2 separate regions of the Homo sapiens genome follow, and region 2 is linked to region 1. A link is an interaction called in ENCODE POLR2A ChIA-PET data of the cell type or tissue named here. Cell type or tissue: MCF 10A. All regions are shown on one strand. Each heading gives the region's core, and the rest is flanking DNA. Links, peaks and the distances in the headings are about the cores only.

Region 1 (10,987 bases), core at 1,722-9,721:
TTAGGTGCAAAATCGTCAGAATGAAAACATGTTTCATGATGTTCTTCTGTTTAAGTGATTAAACTGGACTATGTCTATATAAAAGCTAGTCAAAGTTCAACTGAACTGGGATTATAAGAAAAGCCTTGGATGTTTTGGAGGCTGCAAAGTACATGGAAAAATCTCTCCAAGTTCAACGTACTCTGCAAGAGACTTTCCAATTCCAATGGTAAAATGTGGGAGCTGCATATGCATAAAAAGCACAGTAGCCAAAGCTTCTGCAGCCGCCATCACCTTCCAACCTAGCAGGACTTGGGTCCTGGCCAAACAGACACTCGTCAGGGGATAAATGGTCTGATCTGTGAACAGTTTGCACTATGTAACTGAACCTACTGGAAGAGAAAACCAGGAATGGACTTATCCTTCTTACATCATTTTCATGAAGATTGCCAGTTACTGAAAGACTTCTATGTGCAAGTGTGTTCTTTAGATGCACATATGCACATAATCAAAGACACAAGCTTTTGGATTCCAATGGTGATACCACTGCTTCCAGCCTCTTGAATTTTTTAAGGGCTAACTGGCTGTAATTGGCACCAGACATTTATAAGTATTTTATATTTGTCAGTGTTTCCTTTGCGCTTCAACCTAGGCTGCTTGCTGGTGCTCTGACGCCTTGCTGGCTGGCTGGCGGTCACATGAGCCGGGAATATTCAGATGAATATACCGTGAATTGGCCTGGGGCACTGAAGCAGATGTGCCTGTGAGCATGAGTGACAGTAAGACAGCAGGGAACAAGGCCGCTGGTAGGCAGGCTGACTCAGGCTGGAATGAAACTCCGCTTTCCTTGTGAGACATGATGTGCTCCAGAAGCTTCAAGGAGATTCTAGACTCAAGTCTAGACCCCTCCCTGCTTCTCACCATCACCTCTCAAAACTTCTCTTCTCTTGCTTTCCATCCCCAATCCCGACTTCTGCCCAATATACGTTTACATCATGGCCCTCTGTCTCTGTTACTTTCTCTTTCTTTCTCTCACTCTGTCTTCCCTCCCTCCTTCCTCCTCTCTCTTTCTCATACATTCCCTGACCGTATACACTAGGGTCTCCAGACAGTTGATCTGAATCCCATAAATCTATCAACTTTGAAACCCTGTCAAAATCCCAAAATATTACCTATCAGCAAATTCTAGGAAGACAGTTCCTGGGCATAACTTCTATACCCAGCTACCATGCCATACCGTGCAGTTGACTGAGGCCTGTGTCCCCATGGGCCTTTCTAATACACTTGGAGGAGACTCGGTGCCTTGGTGTCCCCCTTATCATCGTCTTTTGTCATTTATGGAACAGTCTTGAGATGGAAAGGTTGAAAGAGGAACAACAGCTTTGCACCACCGTGCTTTGAATGTATACTTTGCTTTCTACCAATACTGACCAGATTTTTAGTAAATTCTACTGAATAATTTTTAAGAGGACACGAAGAGTATTGTCTTTGGGGGTCAAATGTCTCTGTTCTGTGATGTTGCCACAGAAAACATTTGAAGTCCCGTAGCTCGTCAGGATTTATCTATTAGTCTGGGAAATGGACTTAGTGTACTGTCACAATAGTGCCACCTGTGGCTCTTCAGAGCACCTGTTTCACAGGTTACTGAGGCACAGACATGAAAACCATTGAAATGACCAATTCTAGGCCCAAGCCATCCTTTATTGATTGCAGCAGAGCAATGATTCAGGAAAATTGTAGTTAACAATAACACTAACACTACTCAGTAGATGCCAGCCACTGTTCTAGGTGCTGTGCCTAGAACATGTAATGCTGTACATGCATTATTTTATTTAATGTTTACAACAAGCCTATGAAATATGTAGTAATATTATCCCCATTGCACAGTTAAAGAAACTAAGGCATGGAAAAGTTAAATAACTTGCCCAAGGTTACACACATAATAATTGGCAGTGAGAGGATTCAAACCCAGGCAGTTGGGCTCCACAGTAAAAAGTCCCGACCAGCTGTCTGTTAAAAAAAGACCTGAAGTTCAAGTATATATATTCTGTTGACCTAGAGCCATTCCCATGGCATCTTTGCAAAGCCCCTTTCTTTGGCTATTGGCCAGCTGTCTTAGGGGCCAGTTTTCACCATATCATTATCTTTAAGGTTTCCTTTTATGTTCATTTGAATCAAATTTCATGTGGAAAAGGGATTTTGGAGAGAGAGTTGAGGTAGCAAGTGTCCTTTCCCAAAGAACATCCACTCTCCTGTACCCCCTCATCTCACAGTCCTCTTAAGGATAACCCTGTTGTTTTCTTCCATTCCTATGTGAACCTTAAAATAAACAGATTATCTATAGAGATTTAAAAGAGATTCCTGAACAGTTCAAGGCTATAGATTCACTTCCAATCGAGGTATGGCCCAGAGACCACGTTTATTAGAAGCACTTGGGAACGTTGTTAAAAATGCAGACTCTAGATACCTATTCTAGACCCGTGGTATCTCTGAGGGTAGAGTCCATAAGTATGCATTTGTGAAATGCTTCCCAGGTGATTATGATGCAACTGAATATTTGAGAACCAGCACTCCACAGTTTGGTGTGTAAAAGAAGTAACGACCCTGGAAACTGATGACCTAATAGATCTGGCTCCACAACTAATTTCCTGTGTGACTTTGGGCAAATCAATTAATTTCTCTGGACCTCAGTTTTCTCATCTGCAAAAAGGGACAAGTCTCTTCTTTTCATCCTCCCAAAGTTGTATAGATCAAATATAAATGTATGCGAAACTTCTTTAGAGATTATAAAAACACACGTTATTATTAGTAGTAGTAGTATGGGTGGGGTCAGGGAAAACAAACTGAAAAAGGAATGCTGTTGGCAAAGACTGATGGGAAGGGAATCCAGTTTTTTTCTTTTTCCCATCAGAGTCCAGACAATGGATTATAGTACTGTGGAACTTCAAGGTTCTTTCCAAGACACAGCCTCCCTCCCCCTACCTCCATGCTTTTGCAGTTTACTATTAACAGTGAAGAAGGAGGCTTCTCTCTTCCACAATATTTATTTAGGTGAAAAACCTATCTGAGCAGGTTGAGGTCAGCTCCAAGTTGAGATCAATGGCCAACATGGCACTGTCAGTCAGGAAGACATTGGATCTTTCCCCTTCCTTATTAGGGGCAAATGTAATTAAACAATAGTCATCTACATATCAGCAGAGATGGAAAACAATAGATATTTTTGTGCTCATTTAAAGTTAGGCGGCGCCGGCGAGCGCCGCCCGGGAGGCAGCGGCTGGAGGAGCGGACGGGCCCCGCGGGGCCCGAGGGCAAGGAGCAGCCGCATGCCTTGGCCTCCCAAAGTGCCGAGATTGCAGCCTCTGCCCGGCCGCCACCCCGTCTGGGAAGTGAGGAGTGTCTCTGCCTGGCCGCCCATCGTCTGGGATGTGAGGAGCCCCTCTGCCTGGCTGCCCAGTCTGGAAAGTGAGGAGCGTCTCCGCCCGGCCGCCATCCCATCTAGGAAGTGAGGAGCGCCTCTTCCCAGCCACCATCACATCTAGGAAGTGAGGAGCGTCTCTGCCCGGCCGCCCATCGTCTGAGATGTGGGGAGCGCCTCTGCCCCGCCGCCCCATCTGGGATGTAAGGAGCGCCTCTGCCCGGCCGAGACCCCGTCTGGGAGGTGAGGAGCGTCTCTGCCCGGCCGCCCCGTCTGAGAAGTGAGGAGACCCTCTGCCTGGCAACCGCCCCGTCTGAGAAGTGAGGAGCCCCTCCGCCCGGCAGCTGCCCCGTCTGAGAAGTGAGGAGCCTCTCCGCCCAGCAGCCACCCCATCTGGGAAGTGAGGAGCGTCTCCGCCCGGCAGCCACCCCGTCCGGGAGGGAGGTGGGGGGGGGTCAGCCCCCGCCAGGCCAGCCGCCCCATCCGGGAGGGAGGTGGGGGGGTCAGCCCCCTGCCTGGCCAGCCGTGCCGTCCGGGAGGGAGGTGGGGGGGTCAGCCCCCCGCCCGGCCAGCCGCCCCGTCCGGGAGGGAGGTGGGGGGGTCAGCCCCCCGCCTGGCCAGCCGTGCCGTCTGGGAGGGAGGTGGGGGGGTCAGCCCCCCGCCTGGCCAGCCGTGCCGTCCGGGAGGGAGGTGGGGGGGTCAGCCCCCCGCCCGGCCAGCCGCCCCGTCTGGGAGGTGAGGGGCGCCTCTGCCCGGCCGCCCCTACTGGGAAGTGAGGAGCCCCTCTGCCCGGCCAGCCGCCCCGTCCGGGAGGGAGGTGGGGGGGTCGGCCCCCCGCCCGGCCAGCCGCCCCGTCCGGGAGGGAGGTGGGGGGGGGGGGGGTCAGCCCCCCTGCCTGGCCAGCCGCCCCGTCCGGGAGGTGAGGGGCGCCTCTGCCCGGCTGCCCCTACTGGGAAGTGAGGAGCCCCTCTGCCCGGCCAGCCGCTCCGTCCGGGAGGGAGGTGGGGGGGGGTCAGCCCCCCTGCCCGGCCAGCCGCCCAGTCCGGGAGGTGAGGGGCGCCTCTGCCCGGCCGCCCCTACTGGGAAGTGAGGAGCCCCTCTGCCCGGCCACCACCCCGTCTGGGAGGTGTACCCAACAGCTCATTGAGAACGGGCCAGGATGACAATGGCGGCTTTGTGGATTAGAAAGGCGGGAAAGGTGGGGAAAAGATTGAGCAATCGGATGGTTGCCGTGTCTGTGTAGAAAGTAGAAGACATGGGAGACTTTTCATTTTGTTCTGCACTAAGAAAAATTCCTCTGCCTTGGGATCCTGTTGATCTGTGACCTTACCCCCAACCCTGTGCTCTCTGAAACATGTGCTGTGTCCACTCAGGGTTAAATGGATTAAGGGCGGTGCAAGATGTGCTTTGTTAAACAGATGCTTGAAGGCAGCATGCTCGTTAAGAGTCATCACCAATCCCTAATCTCAAGTAATCAGGGACACAAACACTGCGGAAGGCCGCAGGGTCCTCTGCCTAGGAAAACCAGAGACCTTTGTTCACTTGTTTATCTGCTGACCTTCCCTCCACTATTGTCCCATGACCCTGCCAAATCCCCCTCTGTGAGAAACACCCAAGAATTATCAATAAAAAAATAAATTAAAAAAAAAAAAAAAAAAAAAGGCATGCGGATGGTACATGCCACAGGTAGTCATCATAAAAGGCACAGAAAATATTGTTTATTCTTCATGTTTAATAGACTGCTATAACAAAATACATTACCCTGGGTAATTTATAAACAAGAGAAGATTATTGCTTACAGTTCTGAAGGCTGGGAAGTCCCAGATCAAGGCATCAGCAGACTCAGTGTCTGATGGGGTCTCACTCTCTGCTTCATGGATGGCACTTTCTTGCTGCGTCTTCACATGGCTGAAGGGCCAAACAAGCTCCCTCTGCCCTCTTTTATAAGGGCACTAATCCCATTCATGAGGGCTCTGCCCTCATGACCTAATTACCACCTAAAGGCTCTGCCTTCAATTACCACCACGTTGGGGATTAGGTTTCAATATATGAATTTTGGGGGAGACACAAACATTCAGACCATGGCACTTAAAGAGTCCAAACATTTGTTTCTGATATAAATAGAGGGATCTGGTTATTTTCAAGGTGGGTTACCCTACTTAGGCCCCATTAATTCCCCTCTACTCTAGAAAGTTTTAGTCATAGGATTTCATCAAGGTTGTCAACACTCCTACGATTCAAATTGAGTCTAGAGTTTTATCCCAACATCTGGCTTTCAATTTCGGAATGTCTAGGTCATTCCTGCCTCTCAGAAAAGAATGTCTGTCCACTTGTCCATTCCCCGAGTGCTCTAGCTTAGTGCCTTTCCCCTCTGCCATTCTGACTTTCCAACAGGTAAACACAGTTCATGAACTTTAGCTTGCAGAGCAGAGGCTGTACCTGAGGTGACCCCAAAATTCATCCAAATATTCTATCCAAGGGCAGGCAAATGCTACATGGGAAATCACAAAGAGGAGGAAAAAAAGAGAGAGAAGAGACAAAATGAAGCTTTGACAAGCAGCTCAGCTGGGCCAGCCCCTTGGAAGGGAGCCAGCATTGGGAAAGCAGCAGCAGCTCTGGGTTTCACAGTCAGTCTGGAATGCACTTCAATACAGCCCAGCCTCCATCTCGTTAGAGGCCTAGTGTTTGATGATTCAGCTGCTTCCCGGCTGCCAGGAGAGATTTGGCCAACTGTTTGAAAAACACTGTCTGCCCTAGACCACACTTGTTTTTATTCTCTGCCTGTTGTCAGGGGCCTCTTCTGAAATGGAACACCTCAGGAAATCAGACCCAAACTCTGAAGAGTTGATGCTCCCTCTTGTGCCCCTTTTCAAAGGCAATTAAACCAACATAGGGATTGTTTGCAGCAAAGTGCTTTCCTAGTGATGTTGAAAGCAGACAATGTGTTACTAGGAAATGATCTCTCATTAGATCTCCTTTAGATCCAATGAAAAACATGGTGTGCTAGCAGACATATCAAACATTAAAGGCACAGCTGAGATCTGCCATTGCTGAACTCCCCATATATCAATTTGTTCAAAGATGCAGGTTAAAGGGTAATGGAGACAAGCATTCTGGGAAAGGATTGAGCAAGAGCCTCTGCTGTCAGCTGGACTCTTGAACCCTTCTGTTTGCTTCTGAGAAGTCTATTAGAGCTGCAGGCACAACTTTCTAACAAAGAAAGCTGACTCTCGAAGTGGACTGGGCTTCCTCACACAGAAACGAACATTTTACCTTAACATAGCTTAGCAGCTAAGAGGATGATCTTTGGAGTCAGAGTGCCTGAATTTGTAGCCCTGCTCCACCATTCATTAGTTCCGTGAACTTAAGACCTCTCTGTGCCTCACTTTCCTTACTGTAAAATGCGCCCAATAATAGCACCTTCTTTATAGAGTGTGAGATGCAGAGCCTAAAGTTGACATAGGTGAGTGTTTAGAATAGGGTCTACCATATAATAAGCCTTCCACAACAGCATTAACTATAATTATTATTATGCCCCTGAAGGCATTCTAGCTAACACCTCTCTTGTACCGTGTGGCAGAGTGATTGAGAACACAGCTCTTTTAGTAACACAGTCTTAGATTTGAATCACTTCCACCACTTACTAGCTGTTTAGGCTTGGTTAAAGTTACCTAACCTCTGTAAGCCTCAGTTTCTTCATCTGTAAAATGGGGATAATAATTGTACCTATGTCATAGGGCTGTTGTCAAGACTAATAAACTATGTAATAAACTTTAGCCAGGTGTGGTGGCACACACCTATATTCCCAGCTGCTTGGGAGACTGAGGCAGGGGGATTACCTGAGCCCAGGAGTTTGAGGTTGCAGTGAGCTATTATTTCATGCCACTGCACTCCAGCCTGGGTGAGAGTGGGACTCTAATAAGTAAATAAATAAAAATTTAAAATTAAACTATGTAATAGACTATGTAAAATGCTTAATGCAGTGGCTGGTCCATAGTAAGTACTCAATAAATGATAACTGATAATATAATATGCCTAAAATTCCATAGTTCTGGAAACCTCATATCTGTTTTTTCTCCTAGTTTTGCCTCTATGTTCATACTGAATAATAAACATTCAGTGTCTGCCTTTCCTTATTTGCAAAAAAAAAAAAAAAAAAAGCAACAATGTCTTCATTAACTCTTTGCTCAGGAGGAAGCAGAGTTACCCAAGAGGGCAGGAAGTGGAAAATGGGACTCCTGTCTCTTCAACCCTGAGATGCTTCCATGCTCTCAATAGTCACTTGCGCTAATCAGCTGAAAAGGGAACCAACTGGAAGCAAAACCAGAGTAAATTGACAATTACCAAACTCTTTCTTTTTATGAAAATGCTTGGTTATTTGTCAGACTTTTGGTCTATTCAGTATTTCTCAGTGTATTCTTTATTCCTCTTGTATGGTGTGACAACCTGGGTGGGAAGGGTAACAAGGAAGAGAAACAAATCCCTGGCCTTCAAAACCTCTCCTGTTGCTTGGCATGGAAAGTGGGCTTTCCGGAGAAGATAGTGTGACCCTGTTGAAACGAGAAGCCCATCTAAACGGTTGTAATGGCTCTGTACTCCTCTCATGCTCCAGCCTGTTCCTCAGCTGGGAAACATGATTTAGAAAAAATCCACGTTGCCCCCTTTCTCTTGTACTTGCTGTGTGAACATGCAAAAGGTCTCATATTCTCCCTTGTTTTTCAAGCAATACATATATTGAGATTGAAGAGGACAGCATTGCTCTAGCTTTATTCTGGAATACGAAAAGAAACTAGATCCGAATCAACAGATTCTCAGAGAGTGATTTAATGTGTCACTGGAGCACTTATCTCCATAGCATCGTCACTTGACTTTTTGCCCAAATTTACAGAATTGCACATGTAAATCCCTGCGTGGAATACCCTTCATGTGGCTGTGCTTCTGCAAAGTCCACACTAACTCTCTCTTTTCTCTTTGATGCAGTGGCTGGCCCATAGCAAATATCATTGATTTCTAGCATGGTTTCAAAGGAGCTTCCAGAGATTTCCTGATATCTAATTAATTTCACCCTTCTCAGGCTCTTCTCAACTCTCTTGTCCTCATCCCGTCATCTCAGAATTCTTCACCAGAACTGAGAAGGTAGATACACAGATGGTTAGCCCCTTTTGGAAGCCTTGTCTTGCTCTGTACAGACACAGTCATTAGCGAACCACTCTTTTATTAATTTTCAAGAAGGAAAAACATACGCAGATGCCATTTTATATTACTGTTTAAGCATGTTAAAATATTATAAAGTGGGTTCTAGGCATTTTAACAGCAAAAGGCAGTGAAGGATATTTTAATAGTCACTATAAATAGCAGCCCATTGTACTACAATTATTAAGAGTTAATTATTGGGTGCAACAGAATATGGAACAGACTATTGTGCCAGGAAGTGTTCTCCAAGAGTCTATTTTATTTTATTTTTTAAATTTATTTTTAAATTTCAGTAGAGATGGAGTTTCGCCATGTTGCCCAGGCTGGTCTTGAACTCCTGAGCTCAAGCGATCCTCCCACTTCGACCTCCCAAAGTGCTGGGATTACAGGCATGAGCCACTGCAAAAGGCCAAGAGTCAATTTTAAAAACCAATCTGGGGTGCAAAGTAAAAAAGCAAAGCTTGCTGGGCTGTGGTGGAAACCTGTTGGCAATGGTGTAAAATAGAGCAAGGCATATCTGGACAGAGTCTTCATGGATGGTCACACTTTGTCCACGTAGGGCGAGAGAAGACAAAGAAATTGGTTCTCGAAGGTAAAGTGTTCTCTCTCTCAGCTCTGTAGGCCCAAAACCTTGAGAGTCCACTTACCCATGGATGATTGAGCCTCAGAATGGCTTATACTATTCCTAATCTGAACTGCACCAAAATCTAAGCCTGAACACCCTGTTTTCTGCACAGGCCCCATCTCCTTGGTCAGGAAGTCCATTTAGAGAAACAACATACTGTCTAGATTTTATATTGTGGTATAATTAAATGACATGAAGTCAGAATAGACCAGGTGCAGTGGCTCACACCTGTAATCCCAGCACTTTGCGAGACTGAAGCTGGTGGATCGCTTGAGCCCAGGAGTTCGAGATCAGCCTGGGCAACATAGTGAAACCTTGTCTCTACAAAAAAAATACAAAAATTAACTGGTCGTGGTGGCACACACCTGTAGTCCTAGCTACTTGCGAGGCTGAAGTGGGAGGATCGATTGAGCTCGGGAGGTGGAGGTTGCAGTGAGCTGAGGTCCCCCTACTGCACCCTAGCCCAAGTGACAGAGTGAGAACCTGTCTCAAAAAAAAAAAAAAAAAAAAATCAGAATAATGGAACTAAGAGGTCTTTTCATCTTCCTAATGGAACAACCTCTACCACCTAAATATTTTTTGTCAGACTTCTGCCCAGTTATCAGAAGTCAGAACATCCTCTCTCTGGGAATGCAGAAGATAATGTAAACAGACATATAGTAACCATATTTGCTACTTTCTCTGACGACAATGTTGATTTTAGGAAAAAAGTCAACAAAACACTGAACAAAGCCCTGAAATTTTCCACAATGATGCATCAAAAATCTTTTGACTCTGCAAATTCTCTTTTAAAAGTTAAAGTTTCCCTTGTTTTCTTCAGGTGCCCTAGTCAGGATGGGGCTGACCCTAGTCCCTTTGGGAAGAGCTCCCAAGTGCCACTAATGTCTCTATAATGCCTACAAAGTCCTATTCCCTCTAAGCAAAAAGGGATCCTTTTTTATTTTTTAACTCGATTCCTGCCTCAACTTGAGAAGTACACAAAGATCAAAGGACTAGTTGGGTCTTGTGAGAAAGCGACAGCTTTATAAGGGGGAGTTGGAAGTGTCTCGGTGCTGGATATGCAATAGTTCTTTGACTTTTGCTGGACTGGGCCACATTACTAATTCCTTTTCTAAGCCATTTCTACCCTAATCACACATTATTCACCACTCCCTTCTTCTCACCCTCCCATCCTTCTTAAGGTATTTGTTGACAATAGTATTAGGCACTATTTTAGTTACTAATCTGTGACTCCAGAGATCTGTAGCATCTTTTTTTCTTACTGTTTCCAGCCCTGTTTATAGCTTTTTAAACCAGTGCACACTCTAGATCTGAAGTGGGCTCTTTCGTTTTTTTGTTTTGTTTTGTTTTTCCAAGACACATCTACCTTTTCACATCACAAAGAGACCTTTTCCTCAAAAATGATTCCAGTGAGCTCACTCTATTGCAGCTTCCTAAGATGTGTAACTTACTCTCCCCAAGTTCCTTAGAATAGATATTATGGATACCTTGATATTATCATGAAAATGTGAAGTTTTTACATTGGAATGCCAAGACTTTAAAACAGGATAGAATAGGGAACCCAAATATAATTATGAAATCAGAAAGGCAAACATAATTCACCTTAAATCACATAGGGGAGGAGCTAGATTCCTCTAGTTAAGTAGTTTGATATGATGGAAAGCTAAAAGAGCAGGAAGGGAAAGAGACATAAATATAATTCATTATGTAACTATTATGTTTCATGTCATTTAATTTAATTTCCACACGAAGGCTGATATTTGGCTGTGCAGCAA
Region 2 (10,987 bases), core at 1,334-9,333, 250 kb before region 1:
CAAAAATTAACAGGGCCTGGCTGCACGTGCCTGTAGTCCCAGCTACTCAAGGGGCTGAGGCAGGAGAATTGCTTGAACCCAGGAGGCGGAGGCTGCAGTGAGCCGAGATTGGACCACTGCACTCCAGCCTGGGCGACACAGCAAGACTCCACCTCAAAATAATAATAATAATAATAATAATGTGTTTCTCCAAGCATAGCTGGAAAAAAAAAAAAAAAGCAAAAGCATGTGTTGGAGGAAAGGTAATTAACTGTTTTTTCCCTCTTTCCTTTTTTTTTTTTTTTTGAGATAGAGTCTTGCTGAGATGTCCAGGCTGCAGTGCAGTGGCATGATCACTGCAGCCTCCAACTCCTGGCCTCAAGTGATCCTCCTGCTTCAGCACCTCCCACCCCCAGTAGCTAGGACTACAAGCATGCACCACCATACTCGGCTAATTTTTAATTTTTATTTCTTTTTTTTTTTTTTTTTTGTAGAGACAGGATCTCACTATGTTGCCAAGCTGGTCTAAAACTCCAGGGCTCAAGTGATCCTCCTGCCTCAGCCTCCCAAAGTGCTGGGATTACAGGCTTGAGCTGCAGTGCCCAGCCAATTAACTACTCTTCCCAGAAAAACAAAAACAAAGAGACTACACATTGCTTTGCAGAGAGAAGGTCCATGCCTAGTATATATAGCCTTTGGAAAATAACTTAAAAAGCTCCTAACAAATATGACCATGATATCGAGAAATAAGAACAGTTGCCAGAAAATGGAGATAGTAACCCCCTCCAGCTAATACTAACTTGTTTTCATTATTTAAAAGGATAAGGGATTCACTTAAGCCTTGAACTAAAATAACCAAAACTTTAATTGTATAAAACATACAGAATATAGACAATGAGTTCAGTAAAGACTCATACAGAGTTCTAAAAGTCATTTATTTAAAACATTGGTGTTAAATTGGCACTGATCATAAAACAGGCAATATTCTGAAAAAAAAGCACACAAACGCTTACTTTCTCCTATGACACATTCATTCCTACATATGACAGGCTTCTGCTTCTCTTTGTTAATACTGCTTAATTTCAGCCTCATGAATGCTAAGTATTGTGAACAACCACTCCCATTGTATCAGTGCTAATAACTTAGTCTTAATATAAAACAAACACTCAAGTATCTATGTGATTTACTTTTCATTTAAAAATTTTTTCTTTCAAGATTTTTCTCAAGAACAAGTGGCTTGGAATTTTGCTTGACTCATTTTAGAAAACTTTCACGGAATCTTGGTAAAGGAGTAATTGTAAAGGCTTAAGAGGCTATATGCATAATTTTTATTTAATGATTTGTTGCTCTGAAAGTCAAAATAAGGGAGTCAAAACCTAAATGCCCTCACGTGTGTCATAGGTTCCTAGTCCTAAAAGTCTAGGAAAGGTTGAAGCAGAAGAAAAAGTGGTGAAGTGTTTTACTGTGCATTAATTCTAGCACATCAGCATTATCAAAAATTGCTTCTTCTCCTTCTTCTTTTTTTTTTTTTTTTGAAATAGAATCTCGCTGTGTCGCCCAGGCTGGAGTGCAGTGTCATGGTAACTGAAGCCTCCAACTCCTGGGCTCAAGAAATCTTCCCACCTTAGCCCCCTGAGTAACTGGGATTACAGGCACGCAATATCACCCCAGCTAATTTTTGTATTTTTTGGAGAGATGGGGTTTTGCCATGTTCTCCAGGTTGGTCTTGAACTCCTGGGCTCAAGTGATTTGTCTGCTTTGGCCTCCAAAAGTGCTGAGGTTACAGGTATGAGCCATCATGCCCAGCCAAAAATTTCTTCTTATAGTCAATGTGGTGAGCAAACATCTATGAAAGAAATAATCACCACGTATAGCAGACTTTACTTCGGAAAGTTATTTTTCAGGTCTAGCTCTTCTGTTCATTCTACTTAACATTTCAGCTGCAAATTGTACAACTAAACAGAGGACATCATTAGGTACCTCAAATAAAATTGACAGTATTTTCTCATGAGGCATTATTATATACACTGATTAGATTGTATAGTATCAGGAACTAGAGAATAAAGTAACTGGCTGATGGAACATAAATCTGGATATATTTAGCAACTGTGCTTCTACAATTCACATAGAATACAATGAAAATAAAATAAGATATCATAGAACAAAACCATATCATGCCAGATAACATAATATAAAATTTCAGGAATACTTGTAAAGTAACCTGAAAAACCCTACTACTATTTCCATGACAAAATATGTTTCAAATTCCAAATCAATTGAGAAATGAACTTTAGAAGGCTCTATCTGTGACTGAAGGCTAACTCTACCCTTTATCCAACTCCAAGTAGCTGCCTACCTAATAACTATAATTCGGCCTTGGATATATCTAAAACCTTTAAGGGAGACTTAAACATCAGTCTACTCTTTAATGTGAAGAAGAGATTGCTCTGTTCTGCACGTACACTGCTCCAATAACCCCTGTGGATGCATAAGAAAGATATAAAGGTTTATTAAGAAGGGCGGGGAAGAGAGATGAGAGCAGAAGAGTTATTTGCAAAGTTATGCATGGGGTTAGACTAAGCCATTTTAGCCCTCTTCTACCACTGTAATACCCACAACCAATTAAACCATCTCCAATTTTCTGTCTGTATTATATTACATTATATTATTATTATTAGTTTTGAGGCAGAGTCTCACTCTGTCGCCCAGGCTGGAGTGCAATGGCATGATCTTGGCTCACTGCAACCTCCACCTCCTGGGTTCAAGTGATTCTCCTGCCGCAGCCTCCTGGGTAGCTGGGATTACAGGCGCCCACCACCATGCCTGGCTAGTTTTTGTATTTTTACTAGAGATGGGGTTTCACCAGGTTGATCAGGCTGGTCTCGAACTCCTGATCTCAGGTGACCCACCCGCCTCGGCCTCCCAAAGTGCTGGGATTACAGGAGTGAGCCACCGCACCCAGCCTTATTTTATATTATTATTATTTTCTTGAGACAGAGTCTTGCTCTGTCACCCAGGCTTGAGTGCAGTGGCTCTATCTCAGCTCACTGCAACCTCCGACTCCTGGGTTCAAGCGATTCTCCCGCCTCAGCTTTCACAGTTGCTAGCATTACAAGCATGCGCCACCACATCTGGCTAGTTTTTATTCTTTTAGGAGAGACGGGGTTTCACCATGTGGGCCAGACTTGTCTCGAACTACTGACCTCAAGTGATCTGCCCACCTAGGCCTCCCAAAATGTTGGGATTACAGGCATGAGCCACTGTGCCCAGCCTTGTATTATTTTAAAGGAGATGCGTCATAGGGTCATAGTTGCTAACCCGTTCCTCCCCTTCCCCATATTCCTATAGCCCTTTTCAGCTTTCAGCGTGATGACATCTATTTCTTTCTCTATCTCCTCCACGAGCCTGTGAGCTCCTTAAAAGCACGGTTGGTATCTTATTTGACTTTGTATCTTGGCTCACCACAAGCACCTACCGAATGTTTGTTCAATAAATAAACTTCGATGGAGGTGAGTAGGGAAAGTGCGCAGACCTATACATCATGCAGGCTATATAGTCCTCTCACGTGGTTTTAAAAACACATACTCTATTGGAGAAAGCTGTGAACAAAATAGTCAAGTTCAATAACGTCTTCACATTCTTCACATACAATTGGCCTGTTATCATGCTTTAACTACCCTTGTTTAATACTTCAAGATACTAAAAAACTCTTCAAGATGTTTGTGACCTGTCCTTTGAATTTAGCTGAAAATCAAACAGAAATAAACCTTTTCAGAAGCAGTTTTTACTTTCAACCATTTTGGCATTCAAGCAGCACATTTCACCTTTACAGTCATACACATCATGCATACATCATGTTTTGACAGGCCTGCAATTTATAGATAAAAGTTGACATTTAGAAGTAAATATAAGGAGTTCAAGACCAGCCTGGCCAGTATGGTGAAACCCCATCTCTACTAAAAACACAAAAATTAGCCGGGCGTGGTGGTGGGTGCCTGTAATCCCAGCTACTCGGGAGGCTGAGGCAGGAGAGCTGCTTGAACCCGGGAGGTGGAGGTTGCATGAGCCAAGATCGTGCCACTGCACTCCAGCCTGGGCAACAGAGTGAGACTCCATCTCAAAAAAAAAAAAAAAAAAAAGAAAGAAAATAAATATAAATTGCCCCAAACTAAAGGTCTACTAACATTTTTTATTGTCAATATTTTCAATATATACAAGAGAAAATAGCACAAAAAACACCCATAAACCCATCACAGATTCTACATTTATCCAGATTTCCCCACATTTGCTTGGTTCATCTATTCTCTCTTCCTGTCCTTTCTTCTCCCTCCCTCCTTCCCTGTCTCTCTTCCATGAATTATTTTAAAGCAAATCTCAGAAATCCTGTGATTTCACCCCTACATAGCTATTAAGAAATGAGTTCATTTTTCTGGAAATACTTCTATTCTGTGCTATAATTGATCATTAGCTAGATTCTAACTGATCTTTTGTTTTGTTTTGTTTTCAGTACCAATATCTATGAGTCACTTAAACCCCAAAGGGTGCCCAATCCTGTGTCATTTCCTGGAGGAATATCAAATACCTCCATTTTAGGTAAAAGTTTCCTTTCCTCTTTTTATACTTAATAAACAAAGATAAGATCTGAAAGCAATGGCTATTTAAAAATAAATTAATACGTAGCTTTTTCCAATAATAGAAATATTCAATTCAATTTGGTCAGATTAAAGACATCATTTAAACGTTTCTCAGGCAAGAATTTTGCAGCTATTTAATGCAAGTCTCAATTATAGTCTAAAAGCCCTTTTTCCTAGGATGAAGAATACTATTTCAAACCCAAAGACACAACAAAAAGACACCTCTCCTTCCCCTAGCTTCAGAAAGCTAAGGTACATTAACTAACTTCTTAGATTGAAATAGCCCACTTTGCTTTTAAAAGGTCTAATGTCTTCCATGCCTAAGTAAACTTTTACATCTACCCCCAAAATCTGAATAATTTATGGGAAAATAAATCTGCTGCTAATGAAATTAATTAATTTTCATACCTAAGAAGTATTTCCACCAGTTTCCTTTCTTATGAAAATTAACATATGTTTGAGTGAAGCCAAGGGCAACTTTCAGGGATATGTGTGTGTGGGGTGTGTGTGTGTGTGTGTGTGTGAGAGAGAGAGAGAGAGAGAGAGAGGGAGGGAGAGAGAGAGAGAGAGGCTAGGCAAGATCAGACTAGTTACCATGCTTCACTTCAATTCAAAATAAAAATGCCATAAAATATTGTGACCTACAACTCAAATCACTATATACACGAAGCAGAAAGCTATCGGCAAGTCACTGAAAATGCCTCTTGCAGTGTTATATACCTTGCTTATATGTTAGCAAATACAGCACTTGTTAATTGAAAAAACTGGTTTGTTTTGTTTCATGCTTCACTTTTTACTTCATATGCGCATATTAAGTACAACCAGTCCGAGAGGTGACTCAACTCAGAGTGAGGATTGACTGTATAACTAGCTATACTTCCCTTTGCCAGAAATATGGGGAAATTAAACTTATATGACAACCATGTGATGGAAAATCCTAATGTATGTGAGCACCAGAAATCACTATTGCTGCCAAGTACCAATAACGCCATCAAAATTTAATCACCAGTGATGTTTATTATTTTGTAAATTATAAACACTAAGACAACTGTTTGATTTAACTCACGTAGGAAGAGTATAATATCAATCTAATCGTGACATGTTCTGTCATGACAGCCACCTCAACCTCCATTTTACAGAATTTTGAAAAACCATGTAACTGGGATCAAAAGCATTTGAAATCCCACCCCCACCACAAATATAGACAATAATTTCTATTATTTAGTGTTTTAGATACTTAACTTGATAAATACGGCTGTATAATTAGGATTTCAAAACCCATTTTTAAAAAGTATAAACTCCCTAAACATTCTCTAAATAAAGAAAAATACAGAATACACACAGAACAGGTTAGAATCTAAACTTCAAAATTTTCTCTTAACAAAAATTTTATTCTACTTGAATAAATAATATTTTTAAAGTGACTCCAAATGTTTACCCAAATAAATAACAGGAATTTCAAGCTTTTTGACGTAAATTCCTGCTTAATCATTTAGTATTTAAATTTAGATTTAGTAATCTCAAAGTTAGAGCCTGTCAAAATAATATTAAAATAGTTACCCGCTGAGAGCAAACTTGTTTCTTTCCTTTCTCGCAGCACTGATAGACAGAACCTTCTCCCACGCCCAGAAGAGCAATCTGGAAACCCAACATTCTTCTTACAATTGCAACTTTAGAGAGCAAGTCACAACACTTCCTGCTAGAAAAAGAGAACACCCTGACAAAAGAATGATACAATACTTACGAATCCCCTTCCTGTCAGCCTGGCGGTATTTTGCAGAGAATTTAATAAATTCTAATTTAAATGCAGCATTTACAGAGAAAAGTTTTCTTTTTTCTTCTTCCTTTTTTTTTTTTCCCCAAAATCATATAAGGACTCAGGGGAATTTAAAGTTAGTTCAGGTCAAATAGCTACAACCCATATACCTATTTAGAGTTTGAACAGTAGCCAAGTAACCTGCTTATTTTAGAACACATGGAACAGCTTCTCCCCAGTGCCCAAGTCACTCGTCCATAGTCAAGAACATTACTTGCGAAGGCAAATTAACTCTCAAGCCACTCACTAACAGTCTCTATTATTCATGCTGATCCATACACAACATTTACACCCCATATGCTAAGGTGTTGTAGCATTTATTTCAAGTATATACATTTTGATTTATGTCAAAAATGTAAGCTCTTCTGTGTAGGAACTATATTTTCTGCTGGCATAGCACACAGGAACTAAGCCAACACTTGCTGAACCGAAATATCTCAGTTAGAAATAATTTTCTAACTGAGAGCTGTAGTAAAGAGGTCTGGAGCCAGATTGGGTTCAAATTCTGGCTCCACACTTTATTAACTGTGCAAATTGCTTAAAACTCTTCTGCCTCTATTTTCTCATCCCGGGATGAAGATAAGAGCAACTCCATCATATCGCAGTTCACTATTTTATACATGGTTGTAAGGCTTAAATGATTTAATATGTGTCATAAATTTAGATCATAGTCTGGCGCATGGTAAGTACTAGATACGTGATAACTGCTCTCATTATTGAAATTTGCCTTTAACTGGTCTAGCAATCTAATCAGTGAATTCCTAAATCAAGCAAGTGGTTAGTTGTGAGTGCCTTTTATGAGAGAGAACAATCAGTTGGAGCACTGGGCTAGGCTGAAGAGGCCGTTTCTGTGCTGACATAGGGCAAGTTCATAATTTGAAGGAAATGCAGCACAATGAAAGCATCAGGGTCTTAGGAGTCTGACAGACCTGTAAGTCTGTGTGACCCTGAACAAATTACTTAGCTTCTCTGAGCCCTGGGTTCATATCTATAACAATGGAGCTATTCCACATATTTCACAAGGTCCACGGGATGACCCAATGGGAAGATATAAATATGTAAGAGTGTCTGGGTCCAGCAAGGTACTCAGTAAGTGGCAGATATTATTTTCTTGTGTCTGGGATAAAGCATGCATAATGCCATCTGCTGCTGTAATCTACCTCATGAGAATGAAAGAAAGTGAGACAATAGATACTCTAGTCCTTCATAAATAATACACAACAAAGTATTTTATGATAGCATACCGAACTCTCAGCATAAGGAGGTGACTCACAGTGTGGGCACCTGTGAAAAGGAGCCCTCACCGGATAGTCCCCATTATGAGGCAGTGTTCTCCTGTCCTCGTCACTAACCACCATCAGCAGACACTGGGTTACATTTTGTCTCCTTCATGGAAGTGCTTTAATTTATTTCACCAATCACAAAACCTTCGTGAAATATCAAAAGGCAACACAATGCAGAAGAGAAGGAATACAATGGCAGGAGTCATAGGACATGTTTTTCCGTCTGTCTTTGTTGCTGACTCACTATGTGAATGAAATGAAGCTTCTTCAACTTTTCTGAGTACCAAATTCTCCATTTCTAAAACAAGCATAGAACTATCTGCCTGTGGCCTGTCAGGGAATAGTAGGTAACTACCAAGCATTTTGAGCTAATTTGAAGAGTATGTGTTATCATGCATTTTTCAGACAGAGAAAACCAGGGCATAGGAAACTGCCTCAGGTAAGAAGACAGTATCAGTTTAGACCAGAAATGTTGGTTTTTCCCCAGCCTTACCTTTTCTTCAGCCACACCTGTTGCCTCAAACCACTGAGACGGGTCTGTCCCAAATGCTACGTAACCACCCTTTTCAGATATGTAGCAGTATCATTGAGGAAATTAATGTTTTAAATATGTAATTCTTCATTTTAGAAGACAGCTTTCTCTCGTTTCAAGTTTTACAGGTCGTTATAACAGTACTACTTAAAAACTGTTTTTCTGACTTTTCCTTTCCTGGTCATCTGGAATATACATGCTCTCCAGCTTTCCAAACTCCAAGGCTAATCTTCGATCAGCATGATCTGTCAACACCGAGTTACTAATTCTAAAGTCACTTCACCTTAATACAATAGCATATATTTCTACTGCAAAGCATTGTAGTTAAAGTTCTAGGAATAGACATGCCCTTCAAAAGGGCACATCTTCTACTTAGTAAATGCTAGGTAGGACATAAAGACAGTTTTGGTTTGTTTTTTTTTTGAGACGGAGTCTCGCTCTGTCACCCAGGCTGGAGTGTAGTGGCGGGATCGTGGCTCACTGCAAGCTCCACCTCCCGGGTTCATGCCATTCTCCTGCCTCAGCCTCCTGAGTAGCTGGGACTACAAGCACCCGCCACCACGCCCGGCTAATTTTTTTGTATTTTTAGTAGAGACGGGATTTCACCGTGTTAACCAGGATGGTCTCGATCTCCTGACCTTGGGATCTGCCCGCCTCAGCCTCCCAAAGTGCTGGGATTACAAGGCGCGAGCCACCGCGCCCGGCCAGTTTTTTGTTTCTTTTATTTATTATTATTATTTTTGAGACGGAGTCTCGCTCTGTCGCCCAGGTTGGAGTGCAGTGGTTCGATCTCAGCTCACTGCAACCTCCGCCTCCCGGGTTCCAGCTATTCTCTGGCCTCAGCCTCCCGAGTAGCTGGGATTACAGGCACCTGCCACCATGCCCGGCTAATTTTTGTATTTTTAGTAGAGACGGGTTTTCACCATGTTGGCCAGGCTGGTCTAGAACTCCTGACCTCAGGTGATCCACCCACCTTGGCCTCCCAAAGTGCTGGGATTACAGGTGTGAGCAACTGTGCCCGGGCTAAAAGACAGTTCTACCACATCAGTAATTTAACCAGTTTTAGCATGTAAACTAAACTTCTATCTCACTCACCATCCGAGGTGTGTGTGGGTGTGTGCGTGACGGGGGCGGTGGGGAGCGTGTCTGTGTATGTGCATGTGTGTGAACAGGATCTCGGTTTTTACTATGGGTAATGAACACTGGTTTGGGAATGCAAGACGGTGGCAAGGGTTCTGCAATAAATTCTACATTTTCATCAGCAGGCCACAGAATGAAAACAGCTTTTAAATTGCATCCCAAATTCATCAAAATGAATGCTAAGGAAAGCCGACGGAAACCAAATTCTCACTGTCACTCTCTCTAGATGTTACAAACAGAAACCATACAGTTAAGAGTTCAGGCCGGGCTGGGCGCGGTGGCTCAGGCCTGTAATCCCAGCACTTTGCGAGGCTGAGGTGGGCGGATCACCTGAGGTCAGGAGTTCCAGACAAGCCTGGCCAACGTGGTGAAACCCCGTCTCTACCAAAAATTCAAAAAAGCCAGATTGGTGTTGTGCCCTTGTAGTCCCAGCTACTTGGGAGGCTGAGGCAGGAGAACAGCTTGAACCCCAGAAGTGGAGGTTGCAGTGAGCAGAGATTGCACCACTGCACTCCAGCCTGGGCCACAGAGACTCCATCTCAAAATACAAACACAAAGTTAAGAGTTCACACACATGCACTTGTGGACACACTCCCACCCCAGGGTGGAAAAAAGAGGTACAACCCGAAAAGTTATGGGAGTTTCACATAAGTATCAGTGGAATATGTAGTTGTAACACAAAAGCTAGGCATAGTATTTTTAAAGTCTCTTACAACTTTCATCCAGACGTCATGCTCTCCACCACACCCAGTACTAGGTATACTTTCCATGTGTGACACGTACATTGGAGGCCTCTCCCACTGTGCTTAATGACACACCTCAACAACACTCATCTATTTTCCTTTCATGAAACAGTTTTTTTTCCATCTTCATGACTTATAAAAACAAAGCGAACAAACAAACATAGTGAGTGAAGCATAGAAGCAAAGGGATCTAACATATAAAACAGGCAACAAGTTTACATTCAAGAAACTACTACTGTAATTTTGGGACTATATTGGAAAGTTTAGGAAATTCATACCAGGCACAGCATTAGGTATATAAACTTGTTGCATGGATGTGTCAATTTTAATAATCAAGTCATATATGTAATCATTTTTTTCATATTTGGGGAAAAATAAGTCAGAATATATCTTAATTTCAATATTCTGGCCAGGCGTGGTGGCTGGTGCTTGTAATCCCAGCACCTTGGGAGGCAGAGGTGGGTGGATCACTTTAGCCCGGGAGTTCGAGAGCAGCGTGGGCAACATGGCAAAACCCTGTCTTTACAAAAAAAATACAAAAAAATTAGCTGGGCATGGTGGCTGTCGCCTGTAGTCCCAGCTACTTGGGAGGCTGAGGTAGGAGGATAGCTTGAGCCCAGGAGGTGAGCTGTGATCTTGCCACTGCACGGACAGAGCAAGACTGTCGCAGAAGAAAATATAAAATTCAATATTCCAAGGGCTGTCTCCCTGATAGTATTTATTAGCTCTTTATTTGTGTAACTAAGTAATCAAAATTTTAAAATAAATAAAAGAAAAGGTCAAAATACATCGAACTACACATGGGGCAATGAATGAATTTAAAAGACATACATGTTCAGTTCGTAGCTAATAAAAACATA

The links. Peaks named below come from ENCODE experiments on the same cell type or tissue, not always from the same donor. Only the 100,000 strongest peaks of a DNase experiment are listed, where the experiment ranks them.
Region 2: POLR2A ChIA-PET joins it to region 1 with 11 read pairs; 2 of 35 experiments call an interaction of 5 or more read pairs at or near these places.

The regions. Positions count from the first base shown.
Region 1 is chrX:115,340,552-115,351,538 of GRCh38, reverse strand. LOC107985681 (a long non-coding RNA gene) reads right to left here and starts at 8,031. Exons shown (of 3, transcript XR_001755944.2): 1 at 5,194-8,031. RefSeq lists an enhancer at 5,973-6,472. In MCF 10A, for the core only: no CTCF peak of the experiment used is centred there; a DNase peak (open chromatin) is centred at 6,038.
Region 2 is chrX:115,588,819-115,599,805 of GRCh38, reverse strand. The region is part of intron 1 of PLS3 (plastin 3); the gene reads right to left. Among named protein-coding and RNA genes, the nearest start is that of PLS3-AS1, 32 kb to the right of the region's middle. In MCF 10A, for the core only: no CTCF peak of the experiment used is centred there; a DNase peak (open chromatin) is centred at 6,275.